Regions from separate parts of the Homo sapiens genome. Here region 1 is linked to region 2. The links are chromatin loops, found by intact Hi-C in ENCODE. Cell type or tissue: endothelial cell of umbilical vein. All regions are shown on one strand. Each heading gives the region's core, and the rest is flanking DNA. Links, peaks and the distances in the headings are about the cores only. Region 1 overlaps NRCAM (neuronal cell adhesion molecule). Region 2 overlaps NRCAM (neuronal cell adhesion molecule).

What was found. Peaks named below come from ENCODE experiments on the same cell type or tissue, not always from the same donor. Only the 100,000 strongest peaks of a DNase experiment are listed, where the experiment ranks them.
Region 1: a loop joins it to region 2, with 5 times the contacts of the local background. A loop is called at or near these places in 2 of 110 quality-filtered maps.

The regions. Positions count from the first base shown.
Region 1 is chr7:108,415,868-108,424,215 of GRCh38, reverse strand. All of the region lies in intron 1 of NRCAM (neuronal cell adhesion molecule), which reads left to right. Among named protein-coding and RNA genes, the nearest start is that of NRCAM, 36 kb to the left of the region's middle. In endothelial cell of umbilical vein, for the core only: no CTCF peak of the experiment used is centred there; DNase peaks (open chromatin) are centred at 3,605, 5,095 and 7,775; H3K27ac peaks cover 6,324 bases.
Region 2 is chr7:108,307,030-108,315,377 of GRCh38, reverse strand. NRCAM (neuronal cell adhesion molecule) reads left to right here. Exons shown (of 33, transcript NM_001037132.4): 3 at 2,647-2,713. Among named protein-coding and RNA genes, the nearest start is that of NRCAM, 150 kb to the left of the region's middle. RefSeq lists a silencer at 6,139-6,433. In endothelial cell of umbilical vein, for the core only: no CTCF peak of the experiment used is centred there; DNase peaks (open chromatin) are centred at 2,077, 3,657 and 6,247; H3K27ac peaks cover 5,754 bases.

The DNA of each region.
Region 1 (8,348 bases), core at 40-8,039, 110 kb before region 2:
CTGGTAGGAAACCTGATAAGCTCTAACTGGTCAGTCAGCACTGGGCTACATTGGGGCCTGAAGATTTCTGGCTGTGAAGGGATATGGTTTCTTTTCTTTCATGTGAGTGCATAATCCAAGGTCGGTGGGCTCAAAGAGGTGAGTGTGATTGATCATCAGAACAACTGCCCTGGGGCACATTTGGAATATGTGCTTTCCTTTTGGAAGAGAGGGAGAAGCACATGGAGAAGAGGGGATGACAGTGGTATTAACAGATTTAGATGTGGGATTTGTCCCTATGTTCATTGGGGCCAAACTTTAAGATCAACTTCCAGAAAAAGGATTTCAACACTCTGACGTCAGCATATGTCAATTATGTGGCTTCCCTGTAGCTAGGTGTTTCTAGCCTGGGAGGTGGGGGCCCTAGCCCTGCCACAGCAAGCAATAGCCTCTGAGTGTTATCACCCAGGTTCTTGGTGATGACACCGAGTGGTAGAGAACAGGTCAGATTCTGTTTAAGAAGGTCATGAAGTGTAATATGTTTTAGCATGATTGCCACCAAAAATGAAGTTCAGAGCTTAAAGTATTAACATGTATCTTTGTTAGCTGGAATATAGACTTATGCAACGACTGAGGTGCTTCTTGGTTTTGTATTTTGGAACTTACCTCATCAGTCAAACCTTTTCTGTTCCCACTGCTGAAGTTCTCTTTTAAAGCAAGCTCAAAGCACATAGTCATATTTGAAGTTACCTTTTATTTTTATCTCGTCATTCACTCATGATTTTCTCATTTTATGTGTGCCTCTTCCTTTTCTCTCTGAATCAGGTGATTTCCACCCCCATCCCCACTTTTGTTAAGAGATCCTTGCTGAAGGCTGTGTTCTTGCCTCAGTCTTCCCTTACTACCCAATCCACCTGACTCTTTCTCCTTCACTTTCCCTTCCTTCTTACTTTTCATCTTTCTTATGCTTTCATTTACTTCCTTTCCTGACTCACTATCCTTTCTCCCCTCAGCTACCTCTGATCTTTGTATTATGTACATATTTCATTATTCCATATATGCAAAAAGATAAAGAGGGACATAATGAGAATCACCGTCCTCTCTACCAAGCTGAAGATGCAGAAAGTCACCAATAGCTCTCAAGTCCCATCCTCAACTATATCCCCCTCCCTTCTCTCCAGAGGTAACCACTGTCTTTAACTCTATTTCACATCCTGCCTAGGTTTCCCTGGGCAGGAGGCAGGATGCTTTCCCCTGCACTCAGCCTGTGCAGTGGCCCCTTCTCTTGGCTCCTGGAGGCTAAGATGGGGGGCTGAAATGAGAGGACCACCCTACTGCAGCCAGGGAAGGTGGGAGTCAGGGCAGGTGGGAAAGGGTAACTCTTTCACTACAGAACGTGGCTGAATTGCTCCTCATTGGACCATCATGTTTTTATTCAGATTATCTTCTCTGGCCTCTTTTATATATTTAGAAAGGAAAATATTGTTACATGTTCAGTGAAATTTTATTAAGCACCTTCTCAATGCCTGGCACTGTTCTTAGTAGGACTTTCTTTATGGGGGTGTAGATTCACTTCAGTCCTCAGCTTCCTATTGCCCTTTTCTTTTTGATTGAGAAACCCCATTATACTTTAAAATGTATCTTTATGTAAAGGATGACCTGTATCTTTTACTTTAAGTGTACTTGTCAAAGTTGGGTGATGTATTTTATATTACACACTCTGCGTCTCAGTTTGTTTGAAAGATTTCATATACATAAAAGAGCTTGGGCCAAAGGGATACAGTAAGTGAGTATTCAGTAAGTGACTTAGCTGGGTGACCTTCAGCAAGATTTTTAGTTTCTTTGGCATTGTTTTTTTAATGTGTGAAAATGGGGTAATAATAGTCCCACCTCCCAAAACAGTTGATGAAATAAGATAATCCATGTAAAGTGTTTACTGCACTGCCTGGCATATAGCACTAAATAAATGTTAGCTACTATAACATGGCATTTTAAGCTTAGAACATTAAGTCATGTTGGAATTTATTTGAAACATTTATTGTAGAATGGAACATAGAGCTTGAAGGCTGTGTGACTGGTATTGCAGCTTAGAGAAGAGAGACAGAAGGGAGGAGCATACTCTGACCTAAGAACTCGTGAAGTGGCTCTTGGAGGAGGTGTTATCAATGAAATGTATTTTGCTGTGGAGGAGGTTGGAATCCCCACTTCCAATAGACCTGTTTTGACTATTTTGACTACTGTTCCACTGTATGTGGCATGCCATAAACATACCTTCGTTTTAGTGGAAAAGGTTGCTGCCATTCTGCTAGTCAGATCTTTTGCCTGCTGTTAGACAAACAGAATTAAGTATGTCGTTAATCTCCACAGGGCAGGTCAGAAGTCTCTCTAGACTCCTAAAATCCTAAACTAAAACCACAGAGTTCTCAAAATAAACTGTGCAGTTTGGTCAGAAATACAAGATGATTGAAGAACAAAATGATTTACTCTGTCAGTGGTTGCTACCCAATTGATTTTTCTTAAGTTGTAGATTGAATAGCTTCAGTTCCTTATCTGGAATACAGGGAAAACAATACCTGCCTCTTTTATTTAATAAACAGAATTGACATCATTTTGTATTTTAACTTTGTACTTTTTTTTCTTCAAGTAATCTTATGAGAAAGATGACAATAGTAATAATGATTCTAATATCTACTTCATGAATAATACTTTTCCTTCTACAAAATGCATTCACATTCTTTATTTCAGTCCATTTTCAGTAGGTTTACAGGTTTGAATTACATTTCTCATTGGGGGTGACTTAGTCTTGCAATGGTCTATATTATTGAATAATTATCAACATTTGAATATATGATCATGAGACATGTAAACATTGATAAATGGCATGTGATATTATAGGCAATACTTTAGCATGACTAGTCAAAGATGAGTTTTTGCAAATTAGCTAAAATATACTAATATCCGGCTCACACTAATTTCTCTCCTAATGCTTTCAGCCTATTCCACTCCATCTAACATAAGATATTATTCTTTTATATTGTTTTACACGTTTTATACACACACATATATACATCTACACTTATAGTCTTTTTTTCGCTAAGCACCTACCATAATGTTGAGCTCATGGTAGAGGCATAATTAATCCTTCTTAACTGGCTATGTAGAGTTGCTTTTCTGTGTATGCTATTTTGGGGTATGTGGGGGAATGAAGTTATGTCTTTGCTTTCCAACAGTTGTGGTTTTTATTAACCTTTAGTTATCAAGCAGTCTTTATTTTTCTACCAACATGCTCTTACTATATTAAAGAGATATTCCTCATGAATAGTTTCTTCCCATTCTACATTTCCTTCTGTGAGTCTTTTCTCTCTCTCACACACAAGATTTTGAAAGATGCTTCCTTAAAGAGCTCCAAGACAGTGTCATGCAATGGAAAGAATGTAAAAGTAAGGGCATGAGCCATCTAGGTTATGCACGCATTAATTGGGTTTCTACTTTGGCCCTTGGGAGATTCAGTAAAGCCTAAGAAAGGAAACCAATGGGGACCAGAGGAAATCAGTAGGAACCACGGATGCCTAAAAATGCCAAGTCACAATGTAAATTCACACAGAATAAGTGTAAAATGAGTAATTGGGCAGTGGGTACTTACGGAGACAGGAAATGTTTTGTGAATGGGGAAATTGTCGTCATATCTTTCCATCTAGCTGAGAAACTCCCCCCCTTGTAAAGGACTGCAGGATTTCCTTAAAATTTGTGGCTAGAAGAAATGTGGATAAGAATCTATTCGCCTATTTATTTACTTTAAAGATCAGCAATTCATATATTGGTAAGACGTTTCCATTTATTCAGAACACACAGACTTTTTTTAGCAAAGTAGTGCTCACTGTTTGGGGATAGAGACCTTCTCAGAAGTCAAAATGCATAAAAGAGACACTCATCAGACATCAAGTGTCTGCAAGGATTTGTGTGTGTCTGAAAAGCAGAATCTCTATAGTAATATCTACTAAAGAGATATTTTTGATGACAGTCAAGATATTCATAGAGGCCAGACAAAGATAAGACCAACACATTTCAGTCCACTTCTGTTTTCTTTCCCAGATTCCTTAACTGGGTACAGATGTTCTGAAAGGATATTCTTTTGTAGATTCAAATACTTGAAAATTAAAAATAAACACACACACACACACACACACACACACACACGATGGAACTAAAATATTTGTAAGTACTTAAATTTGTAAATTCTTGGTTTGCTACCAAATAACTAGAAGATGACTGTGTTGTACATAAAATGGAAAACCAAGTGAAGTGTATTCAGTGGCCTCAGTTTCTCCTTTTTACATACACTCATTTCCCTTCTCTGAGGTGCACCTGGACAGACTTAATGCCTACTGGACACCCTCACCCCGACATCAAAACCTGTTCTCAAGAAAGAATCCAACTTTCATCCACTAGTGAAAATTTAAGTTATTTATTTACCTGTTCTGCTTTAAACTATATCTCTAGTTTTGACATTAAAAGTTTTTATCTTGGATAAAGGAATTTTGTGTGTGGACACGAAAGTGGAGACATGTAACTTTCTGAGAGAAAAGAAGTGCCTTTGAAATGAGAGCACCTGGGTGAGCTCCCACTTTTGTATGGCTTAAGCATGCCTGTTTGTGAGTACATATAATATATACCTCAAACTCTATATATACTGCCAAACTCATGAAGAAAAGGACTGAATGCAAAGTGAGCTCAGATGGGAAGAGCAACATTTGATGAAACATGCAGCTTTATTTTATGTTGGATTTTGGATATTAAAATGCAAAATCTGTAGCAAGCAGGTAAACAGGAAAGAAGTGAGGTAAATGAAAAGCAATATAAATCATATTCTTCCCTGTGAAGTAAGAAATATGTTAAGAGGAGGAGGATGTATAGGAGAAAATTATGAAAGTGAGCTGGTCAGGGTAACGAAGAGAGGAAGCTAATTGGAGATTATCTGAAAATAAAACGTCTGCAGTACCCTCTGGGGAAATTAACTGCCAGATGAGAAGCATATTGTAGGAATACAATGACTAACGTTATCTTCTAAGAACAGTTACGGGGATGAGGGCACTCCTTTTACTTAAAGAAAAGATGAAGCAATGAATCAGATGGCAATGAAAGGAAATACATACGATAAGCCCTAACCAGAGCGGACATACGGTGATTTTTTGTGTGTGTGTGTGAAACTAGTTAAGTATACATATATCCTGTTAGTGCCTCTCAATATCAGAAGGACTAGGGGATATTTTTGGAAGTTATGGGTAGGGAAGAGTCATTCCTGAAACACTCGATTTTTCAAATTTTGAGCAGATTTTTTTCCCCAGAATATTTATGTGGCATGATGTTATTAGACTTGTTACTTGTGTCATATTCAAAAGCCTATACACTGATGGTCAAATAAATGTTTATGCTATAAAATAAGCCAGAAAAAAATCCACACAGTTGTATTAAAATGTTGAAATTATATCAAACCATTTTAATCAATCATGTTAAGTATGGGCCTTCATTATAACTTGAAAATGAGGATGGTGTGTATTTTCTAAGTGCTTACGTGCTCAATAATTGTTCACACATGGGTGAATATATATATACTTAGTGATAGCAACTTTCAGTGCGTGTGTGTGTGTGTGTGTGTGTGTGTGTGTGTGTGTGTGTATAATATGTATACCAGATAAAAGACCTCTCCCTTCCCAGCCAGTGTGTGGTCAGGCCAATGCTGCTTTCACAGGCAGGCTGTGGTGCTGACCACTTCAAGTCAGAATGTCATCGTTTGTCCCATCTATTATTATGCTCTTCAGGAAAACATTTGTCCTAAGATCCTAGCCGTGATTGGTGTCCCTGGAGATGCCCTCCTGCATATTATTCTGTGAGTGGACTTGTCTTTCTTCTCAATAGATGCTTTGATATTGTGTGCTTCATAGAAGCACAGAAATCTTTTGTTTGGTGAGAGAATCTCTACCAATTTCTGGAGAGAATCTCCAGAAATACAAGTCAGCAAGTCCTTTTGCACTGGCCTTGAACTGTGGGGAAGACCACAGAAATGCAGACCTGTGGTAGCCATGACTCAAGGAATTGAGTGACCACACGGCTCCTGGTCACCTAGAAGTCATTTCTTGGTCTGCGTGTCACAGGTGTTGCTTCTGTGGGCATGATGTAAGAGCAGAGGGGTTTCCAGAGCTCCATGCTTTTATTCTTCTGCTGAAGTCAGGGTGCATCCCATTGGTTCAGTGTTAGTGATAGCAACTTTCAGTGCTAAATGGCTAAAAGGTTGCAGTTTGGTTTGTGATATTGAGAATTGTTGCCCACTTTGTGTACAAATTGTTAATTCATTGCAGCTTAAGGGCTGCCATAGTATTGGAAAGCTGGGCAATGAGTGACTGTCCGTGAGTGGTATTTAACCAGGTATTAACACCAGTGTCACCTCTGTAACTTGCAAAAGAAAAAAGAAAGAGAGTGAAAAAGAAAGAAAGAGAAGAGCAGAGAAAAGAAAAGAAAAGAAAGAGCCATCTGCCTAGTGTCCAGAGATTTAGAAGTTGAGTTCTGGACATCTGAATTAAAAAGAAAAAATTATAGCTCATTATGACATGAACTCCCAATCAAATTGCTGGAATATTTACCTCAGTTACCAGAAAATTATTTGTTTTCTTTCGCTAGGGTTAGGATGTTTGTCCCCTCCAAAATTCGCGTTGAAATTTAATTGCCTTTGTAACAGTATGAAGAGGTGGGACTGTTGAGAGATGATTAGGCCATGAGGGCTCCACCCTTATAGGTAGGATTGTTGTTATTATAAAAGGATGAGTTTGGCCCCCTTCCCTGTGTCTCTCTTGCTCTCTCTTGTCCTTCTGCCTTTTGCCATGGGATGACGCAACTACAAGGTCGTCACCAGATGTCTGCACCTTGATACTGGACTTCTCAGACTCCAGAATTGTGAGCCAATAAATTTCTGTCCTTATAAGTTACCCAGTCTCAGGTTTTCTGTTATAACAGCTTCAAACAAACTAAGACATCTCCATAGCAATTAAAATAGGCTACTGTTGGCTATTAGCTTAAAGGATCCTTAGAAGCACCAGTATTATTTGATCAAATGGAGGGAAGCGTGTTATGTTGCAAAAGCAGAGAATCATGAGACATTCAATCACTTACTCTTTAAGGGAAGATGGAAAACATTGAAATAAATGGTCAGTGACAACAGTAGCAACATCTGAAAAGTGATGTTCCCAAACTAGGAATCTCTCTGGAGAATATGTGTTTGTAATGTCCGTTAATTGCTCAGGGAAATGAACAGCATGGATCTGAAATGGGAGGGACCTGTCATAAATAGCACAACCTCTTCCAATGGTTTGCAAGAGTAGGTGCTGTTTGATAGAAGGGTTAGTAAGATCCATGAGGAACCTCCCTTAATTATGAATGGCAATAGTAATTAACAGGATGTGTGAACTGCTCTGCAGTGATGGAAATTTCATCTGAGTTTCCTTTCCTTTTTACTGGTTTCATTCTGCCTTGTTGGAGAAGGTCCCATGCCTTCAACTATACAGACATGAAATTCAAATCTTGAAAAGCATACTATAAAAACCCAAGTTTTTCCTTGGGGGTATTAGTCTGTCTAGTTAAGGAAGACTTTTTTTTTTTAATTATTTGTCTCTTTCCCGAAGTAGTAGGCAATTAGACATCAAATGAAATTAAAAATCCCTACATGATTGTCTCCTGGCCAGAACATGTTGCCTGCTGCCATAGAAACAGCTCTCTGATCTCAGCGGTGATGACAAAGCATAGTTCTGACAAAGCAGGTTCCTTTGCCACACGCCTGTGGTTTAATCTTTTCCTCTTTTCCCCCGTGAGGCAGTTCTGTCTAGCGTTGTCAACCATGTCAATTTTGCTAGAATGTCTCAAAACATCTGTAATATGCTGATTAAAATAGACACTATGATACTATAAAAGAAATGTGCTGTTTTTCTGCTGTCTCTATCCTACTCCTGGAATTGCATCTGCAGTTTTATTTAAAGCAAATGCAGCATTCAAATCTCCTGTAGTTATTCTTGCTCCATGAAGATGAATATCTTAGTCATGCTGATCTGGAGGGATGGGCTCACATCAGCAGCTGGCCCGTTCTGTCATGGAAGAATCACTCTTCTGGACTGGAAGAAGCAAGTGAAATGTTTCTGAAATGTTTGCAGCATCTCTCAGAGGAAAAGGGAACTTCATGACAGAAATAAAGCCAGAGAGGGCCACTGTGAAAAACACTGGAGGGTAAAAATAACTACATAAGAGCAACCATGTGGAAACCACGGAGCCCTCTCATCTCCTTTTTGGTTTTGTTTTTTTGTTTGTTTTTTGAGAGGGAGTTTTGC
Region 2 (8,348 bases), core at 82-8,081:
AAATGCCAGTTTTAACAAGGTGGTTTTTTTATCCTTTTTTCTCCAGTTAAGTATGAATGGAACCCAAATTCAGTCCAAGGATCATGTCAAAGGCAGGAAATTAAGAAAAAAAAAGAGTTTGGGCTTAGTATGATTTTACTACTAGTCAAATTTCTGTTAAGACCAAAGATTAAATATAAATTTATAATTTACTGTCATTTTATAGTGATAAAAGGCAGAACAGTTTTGCATGTTGCACAAATACATACTTGTGCAGATATATAAATATATTCTTGCGTATAAAGTTTTCATAATTGATGTTCTGAAAACTATTTCTCATCTGTATTTATTTTGAAGAGTGTAGACAGAATTGACTGGGTTGTTGGGGGGGTGGGGGCAATCAAAGGCTTGATATCTTAATGTAATCTAACCTTTACTGTATTGTTAAGGAGGCCAGTTTTTAGAAATCAGCCTCACAAGAATCAAAGAGTAAACATCTCTAATATCTTTAGAGTTGAACTAAAAAGTATAAGCCAAATGAGATTTTGCAAGTTTTTGCCTGCTGATACTTTTTACCTAATACTGCTTGTAATAGCAGATTTTCAGTTGCATTGAATGTTATGAATTCTCATTTTAAAACCAAACAACTCTTTCTCTGCCAAAAAAGTCCAGCAAAAAAATGTGTCCCAATCCATAGCAATTTACTCTGAAACAGGAAGTTTATTATTTTATTTTTCCATAAGTGGCTAAGGCAAGTATTCACTTTTCAGAATTATTTGAATTTTTAGTGTTATATGCTATTGAATTACTATTATTGTAATTGATTTGTTATGTGTACTGTGGGCTTTGGGTTTCTTACATTTTTCGCGTGGATGTTATCTGTCTTTTCTGAAGGCTACTTTAAAAATACATCAAATCTTATCTTGACCTTTTGACTTAGGACTGATTTTATTTAATAGGGTAAGTTGATTGCATTTTGGTTAAAAAATTAAATTGTTACTTGGTTATTGGAAAAATAGTCCTTAGCAATGATGTATTACCCTATTCTCTTGACCTAAATGTGTTTTGGGGTAATGAAAGGCCATTGACACATTTGTCAAAACAAGAGTAATGAATGTAACAAAAAGTCATTTCCTAGAAATGTTGGGCATAATTGCTGACATGGTAATACAATTAATACAGTCTTTTGGTGGTCTTTGCAAACCCTTCAGGGTTTACATCACCACAAGGTGGTTAAAAATGTAGCAGTGCCCTATCAATAATATATATAAGCAAGGATGAAATAGTTTTTTCCACGTGATGCCATGGAACCATGTTATGCAAAATTACATATCTGTGCTTTTTAGAGCGTTTTGCCCTGAACTGGATTATGCTGAGAACTATTAAAACTTAGGAATCCATCAGCATGTGGACTGAGATCCCTCATGGTAGGAAGCATGAAGTATTTATATTTTATTTTTTTCTTGTTTAGATTTATCCAGTGAATTGGCGGATATGTATTAAGTGCTCAATATAAGTTTGCTGAATTGAGTTGTTATTGTAGATATATCTTAAAATTCTTATAGATGCTCTCCTACACAACTCTAGGGTTTTTTTTAAAAAGTGAAAACAATATTACTATAAAATTGGTTCCAATTCTAAGGAAAAATCACAAACCTCCACAATATTAATATTTTGTCCTGATAAAATATCATTGCTTCACATGCAATGAAAATCTATTAAGGGTGGTTTTATATGTAATTAACATTTTTTGCAACTTAATGCAGGGAATATTTTATAACACATACATAAGCAAAACCAGCTGAGATTATTAAGCATCTTTTATTAACGGAATAATTTTGTGTTTCATAGTTGTCCTAATATTTGAGTGCAGTCCAGAGTTCCTGAATTGACACTTGTTTCTCTTCTCTGAAGGGTTTTTCAGAGGTTGATAGTACGACTTCTGTTTCCAGAAATCCAAAGTTCAAAAAGACACAAATCCTCCCTTAGAAACCTTGGGTGTCACTGAATTGGTTGTTTAAAAAATGAAACTTAATGTGCTCAGCTGTGATTGTTCTACTCGCCATCCTTCCTCTCTTTCTCTGGCTAATTCTCAGCTGGACTATTTGCAAAGGAAACATTGAGGCTGACGAGAGGAGAGTTGGAGACTGCAGAACTTGGGAGCTGTCCACTGCTCTGCCTTTGTCACAGCCCAGGTGGAACTCACTCCTCAAATCTTGGTTGTTCCCAGCTTCTTTTTATGACCCTTGTTGAAAACCTGGGGCCTTTCAAACATAACCTAAAAAATTTCTATGCTACCAAATAAAAAAATTTAAATAATAATAATAATAAGCCCATAGCAAAGTATTTTATCCACACTGTATAGATACATTACAAAAACACCTTTATTCCTCTAAACTGAAAAGAGGAATCAGACGTGATTCTCTAGGCTGGAATCCTTTAATGGGATGTCCACCAGAGTTCTGGTCACTTCTCTGCTGTCACTTTTGATTGAAGCCAGCAGAGATATGTTTTGGCAAATCTAGTCATGATTTGTCTTCCTTGCAGGGCTCTCTCTTTAATTGTGTTTCCCATAAGAGAGCCAGTTGGAGTTAATATATTGACACTCTGCTGTGATTGATGACAATCAATGTCGTGTTAACGTTTCTCCCATTTTTTAACCCACAGAGCAATGCTAAGAAGACGTTTGGTTTAAAGAATTAAAAGGAAGAACAACTTAAGAGCTTCTTCAAAGGTAAGAGTTTGTCTTCTCAAAACATTTGAATTCGTAGTTAAAGATGAGAATTATAATATTAAATAATGTGATTATGTAATATTATTGCCATATTTAATACTTTTCAATCCAGAGAGTATGATAAAAGACAGAGAGTAGAAACATAGATGCAAAAACATTAATCATACCAATGTCAAAGAAGATAGATCAAATACATAGGGAAGTAAACCAGCCCTCATGTCCTTTCATAGTAATAAGATTTTTGTTTAAGTAAATCATGAATCATAAAGCCCAGAAAATAGAGAGCAGAGGCAAAGCACTGCTAGTAAAAATGTTTATAAAGGGACTAAAGATTAAAAATTATAGGGAATCATTTACAAGAAAATAATTTTCTTTTTGATTCAATAATATATCAAAAGTCTCCTGAGGGTATACCATCCATTAGTGATTTTTCTTGTCTCACAATGGAGTCCAAAGAATAAAAATATCTCCTTTGAAAGTTTAAATGTTACTTTGAAATGTGATTTCTGCTTTGTAAATTCCTTCCCCATTTCTTATTTCCTACCCCGCTGTCCGCCCCATTCTTATTTATGCCATTCAGCATTATCAGCTCTAGAATGGACCCTGTTAGGCCTATGATGCCTTCTGAAAGGCCATCTATTATAGTACTGAACTTGATGAAAAAATAATCTTACTTGGAGATCTGGAACACAGTTCAGAGAACTGTATCTCAACCAATAATAGCTTTTTTAAGGAATTATGAGAGCACGATTGTTCAGACATTCAGTTCTTTACCTTGTTGATTTCATTTAACAAATAAACTCATGGATTTTAGTTAAGGAAAGAAGATTGTATACAAGATTTTGAGATAGTAAAATCCTTTGAGCATGTTGTCTCTTGTTACTGAGAATTCTTAGGCTGATCCATTGAGATGTCCTTTTGTAATTGAAAGGAAATGATTCATGCCTCAGCTGAATTTGCTTCCATTGTGTTGTATTGAAACTGACTTCATATGACTAGTTCTTACAGTGTTTCAAAATACCATCAGAAATCCCCAAATTAGTAGACTGGAAACTAAGAATGTTGCTTTGTAAATCAAATAGCACAAATTTTGTTCTGCTTGAACAGTCCCTGAAAAGTGAAAATTAGCAGAGACTAGCAAAATTGATGTTAGGTAATTATGACCAACACCAAAATAGCCTTAATTTTGTACAAATGGCTCTTTTAAGAGAAAGCTCCCTTTGTTGAAGCAAAATGACCTATTTTATATAGTTTTTATGTACCCCTCTCCTCTACAAGTGTCCTTGTTTCATAAAGAACACCTGCAAGGTAAAGCAATGTGATAGTAAGTACCATCCATTCTGACAGGGACATATACCAAATTACAGTTGTTAGAAACTAGGAGTTACTAGTAATGGTATTAAGTATGGTGGCTTACCAGTACAATACTAGTATCAGCAGTAAGGTATGGAAAATTCTTTCGTAGATAATATATTGTCTGATATCTATAAGGTAGTAAGACACTGAGGGCGGGAGTTTATTTGTAAAAATGGTGTTTTCTGGTGAGCAGGGAAAACAGCGGCCACTGTGAGGAAGTACATGGTGCCCTTTTAAGGTGGAAACGCTTGGCTCAACAGCAGGTGCTCTCCCACTTCCTAGCCCACTCTCAGGTAGTTCTAAGGGAGTTTTTCTGGCTGGATGCATTATTTTTTCTTTCTTCCATCGTGTGAAGGGTACTCGATTGAAAATCTCTGTCTTCTAGAGCAACAAGTGAAAAGGCTCGATTCTTCTTTTCTCAATACACACTTCTTGTTGGTCTTTCTGGCTAGCCTTTTGTTAATTGGCTCAAGAGAGCTTTTAGTTGTCAGGTCCTATGAGAGCCACTAAAATGTCTCATTTTTTGGTTTCGTGAATGGTTGAATCTTGTCAAAACTAAATACTGAGTCTTCCCAATTTGTTTCCCTGGCCTCACAAAGACTGACTGAAACTTCCCAAAATTCTAAAGCACACTTATACTCAGAATGTCCCTAGGCTATTCAAGTATTTGGCCTCTGACATTAGAATAAATAAGTTTTTTTCGTAGCTACTTAGAGTTTTCAGTAGTTTTTCCCACATTCACTGGCATGCTGTGATGTTCAGAAAAATGCATGCAGCCAGAATTGTGGACTGTGGTTTGCAAACTCTCAGGCCCATCCCACATCCTTCTGTTTGGGAAGTGCCCTCTGTCTGCCCTTATCCAGTGTCACACATAAAAACTGCTCACGTTTGCCATTAACCCTAATGTGTACATTCTCTCCCTGGGAAATCTGTCTTCTACCTGCATTGAAAACCTTGAGCTAAAATGCAAGGCTGCTAGTGGTGGCATTTTGATAATCAACCAGAGTGAGGAGAGAGGATACCTCTGAAATCACTTCGTAAAATGAGTTTTCTGCTGGCCACATTCGTGTAAGTTTGGTCCTAGTAGTAACCATAAGGAGTCTGAGGAAGAAGAATGCCCAGGCTGCACCTTAAAGCATGTTCCCATTTGGCAGCAAGCTGTGTATGAAGAATAACCTGACAAGGTGCTGGAGTCATTTACTGACTGTTTTTGTGGATGACTTGAAATTTGTTCTTTCCCTTGGACTTTACAATACCGAGTTGTTAAAGTTATATGTACATCTTAGGAGAAGGGTAGTTACATCCTGAATAGATAATAGTAAAACTGGTAAGAGTAAAAAGACTTTTATCTTATAATTAAGTTGATTTGTAAAAGTGAACCTGTATTTTATTACAAAATCCTAATAGTTATACAATTTTAATGCTATTTATTTATTTAATTTATTTCTTTCTTGAGATGGAGTCTCACTTGTCACCCAGGTTGCAGTGCAATGGCGCGATCTCTGCTCACTGCAAACTCCACCTCCCGGGTTCAAGTGATTCTCATCCCTCAGCCTCCTGAGTAGCTACAATTACAGATGCATACCAACATGCCTGGCTACTTTTTGCATTTTTAATAGAGACAGGGTTTCACCATGTTGGCCAGGCTGGTCTTGAGCTCCTGGCCTCAAGTGATCTGCCTGCCTTGGCCTCACAAAGTACTGGAATTACAGGCATGAGCCACCATGCCTGGCCAATTTTTAATACAATTTAACAGTAAAGACAGCTATCAAAATTTTGTCCTACAGGATCATTTTAAGGCTGAGTTTAGTTGATACCAGTCAAATCAAGAAGACCCAGCACCCACAGAAAGAATACTTGCCCCATGAAGCTGAAGATTAAAAGCTCATGAATAAAGCAGTTACTCTGGGATGCCTAGAACTTATAAAAACCAAGACAGGGATCTAACTCCAAGTAAAAAATATTTACCTCTTTATTGTTTTATACCAGTAAAGTTTGATTCAATATGTAGTCATCTGGAAAACTAGAACAATCTTTTCTTATACAAATTAACTTCCTCCCTCTTCATTGTGACATAGCATGAAGGCAAGGCACAGATTTCAACTAAGTGACATCTCTTGAAACATTAGCATACTTGGACAGTCCCTCTATTGTGATCGTGATGAACTTTTTCACAGAATGACTACTTACCACTGAAATGCAGCATTCCTGGAAGCTGAATGACAATGCAGTGAAGAACATTCTGTTCTTTCAACCCAGGCGACTGCTCAGCTTTCCATTTCCACATGAAGTCTGAGCAGTGCTCTCTGTCCTGGGGTCAGATGGAAGCATATTAAATTCAATGTGCAACATTTCTGTAGGGAGGCTAAATTATACATTTCCTGATATTTATCTCTGAGTTTTATTCACATCCGTGATTGAGATGCCTTTATTGATTAGGCATCTCATTTCTGCCTCTTGCATCCTGTCCTCATTATTCTTATGGGACACAGCCATTTTTCTCTGGACATCTCACCTTATCCCCCTTCTCACCACTCCCACCACTCTGGGCTGCTCAGTTTGATAGCTGTTTCTGAAGGCTCAGAAAGAGCAGTTGAAATGTGTTTGAAGAAAGACATCAGCATTTTCTCTTGGGAGATAGCTGGGTAAGGATAATGCCATAGTGAGACAATGATGAAAACAGTGGCATTATGTTTTTGTGGCAGCAATAATTGGTGCTAGTAGTCAGTAGAAGGAATCCTGCAACTTTTATGTGTTCCCCCCTCTCCTCCCATTGTAGCCTAGTGGGGAGAAATATCTGGTTTGAAACTGGAAATAAAAAACTGCCTGAGTCACTCCAGTACATGAAATGTAGAGCACTTAGCATTTATACACCAAAGGGCTAATGCGTGACCTTTGCAAATAGCTTCTTGCATATACTTACTGGATTTGATTTCTTTTCCTTGCTGTACTTTTGGCTTGTAGTTCTTAACTGTTTTCTGGGATTATTAGAATCAGAACTCGTGATGAAATAAGTCTAGATTCGTGACCCATAGACTTTAATTTTGAGGTTCACCAAAATGACCAGAACAGTGCCACCAAAAGGCAGGGGCACTGCCCTGTGGCTCTTGTTCCCAGCAAGTACAACCTCTATTAAAATAATTCTCACCCTGAGAGGAAGCTTATTCCAAATGAAAGTTATAAATGGCATCCCTTATTCATTGAGTTAGGATCTTTGTATTCAGCATTCTTATCACCAGAATCATCATTTATTGAACTTTAATTGTGCAACATAACCTAATGGGTGAGATACTCCAAGTATGGACAATTGGAAGTGAGACACAGCAGGAATACTGGAAGGCCTCAGGTGTTCAGGTCCACATGGTACTCTATACAAAGGTAGACATGTGTGCCTAGGTTCTGCGGGTATTTTATCATGTCTCTTCCTTCCAGCATCTGGCCATTTCATCCCTGGCTGCTTTTGGAGGGAGTCGAATCCTGACAGGAGGGTTATCTAGGGAACTACCCAGGAGGAAAATGAAACCCAGTGTGGAGCAGGAGGCCAGGACCAGGCCCCTGCTGGTAATGCAGTATGTTGCTGTCACAACTGACTGCATACACAAATAGATGCTTGGGTTTTTTTTTTTTTGCTTTGCTTTGTTTTCTTTTATTTTGCCTTTCATGACAGCATTCATTTTGTAAGGCAAAGAAAAAAATCTCTTGGATGGATTCAAGTTTTCATATCTGCAGAAGGCATTTCTACAGCTATTGTCAAACTTAGCTGGTCTGTAAAGATTCTTTGTTTCTGGTTGACTGTTGCAGAAAGCAAGTTCATAAACTACCACGAATACAGGAGAGAATGATTTCTATTGAAAGAGTCGAGTAGGATATGGTGCATGGAGCCAGTCCTGAAAAGGGTTTTGTTTCTTGTAGCATGGTGGAAATTCACATTCACATTGCTGCTCTGTGCTCTTTAGCATGCTACAGTGAAACAATGGGCATGCCAGCCGTTATAGCAGTGTTGATTAATGCATTCCTTGAATGTGTTGATTAATGTGTTCCTGGGATGCCTCCTTAAGCCGCCACTGCACCTGAGGTGTGTTGGATATGCCTTCTCCCCGGCTGCTGCTTCGCTCACATGAGCCCTTTTACACATGGGTCTTTTGTGTGTATATTTCACACCATTGCCTTTATGAATAAAATACAGATCTAGCAGACTTTTTACAGACATATTATCATCTGACAGAAGTGTCTACATTATAATCTAGTTGGGACTCTATAAACTATGATGTTCATAGGA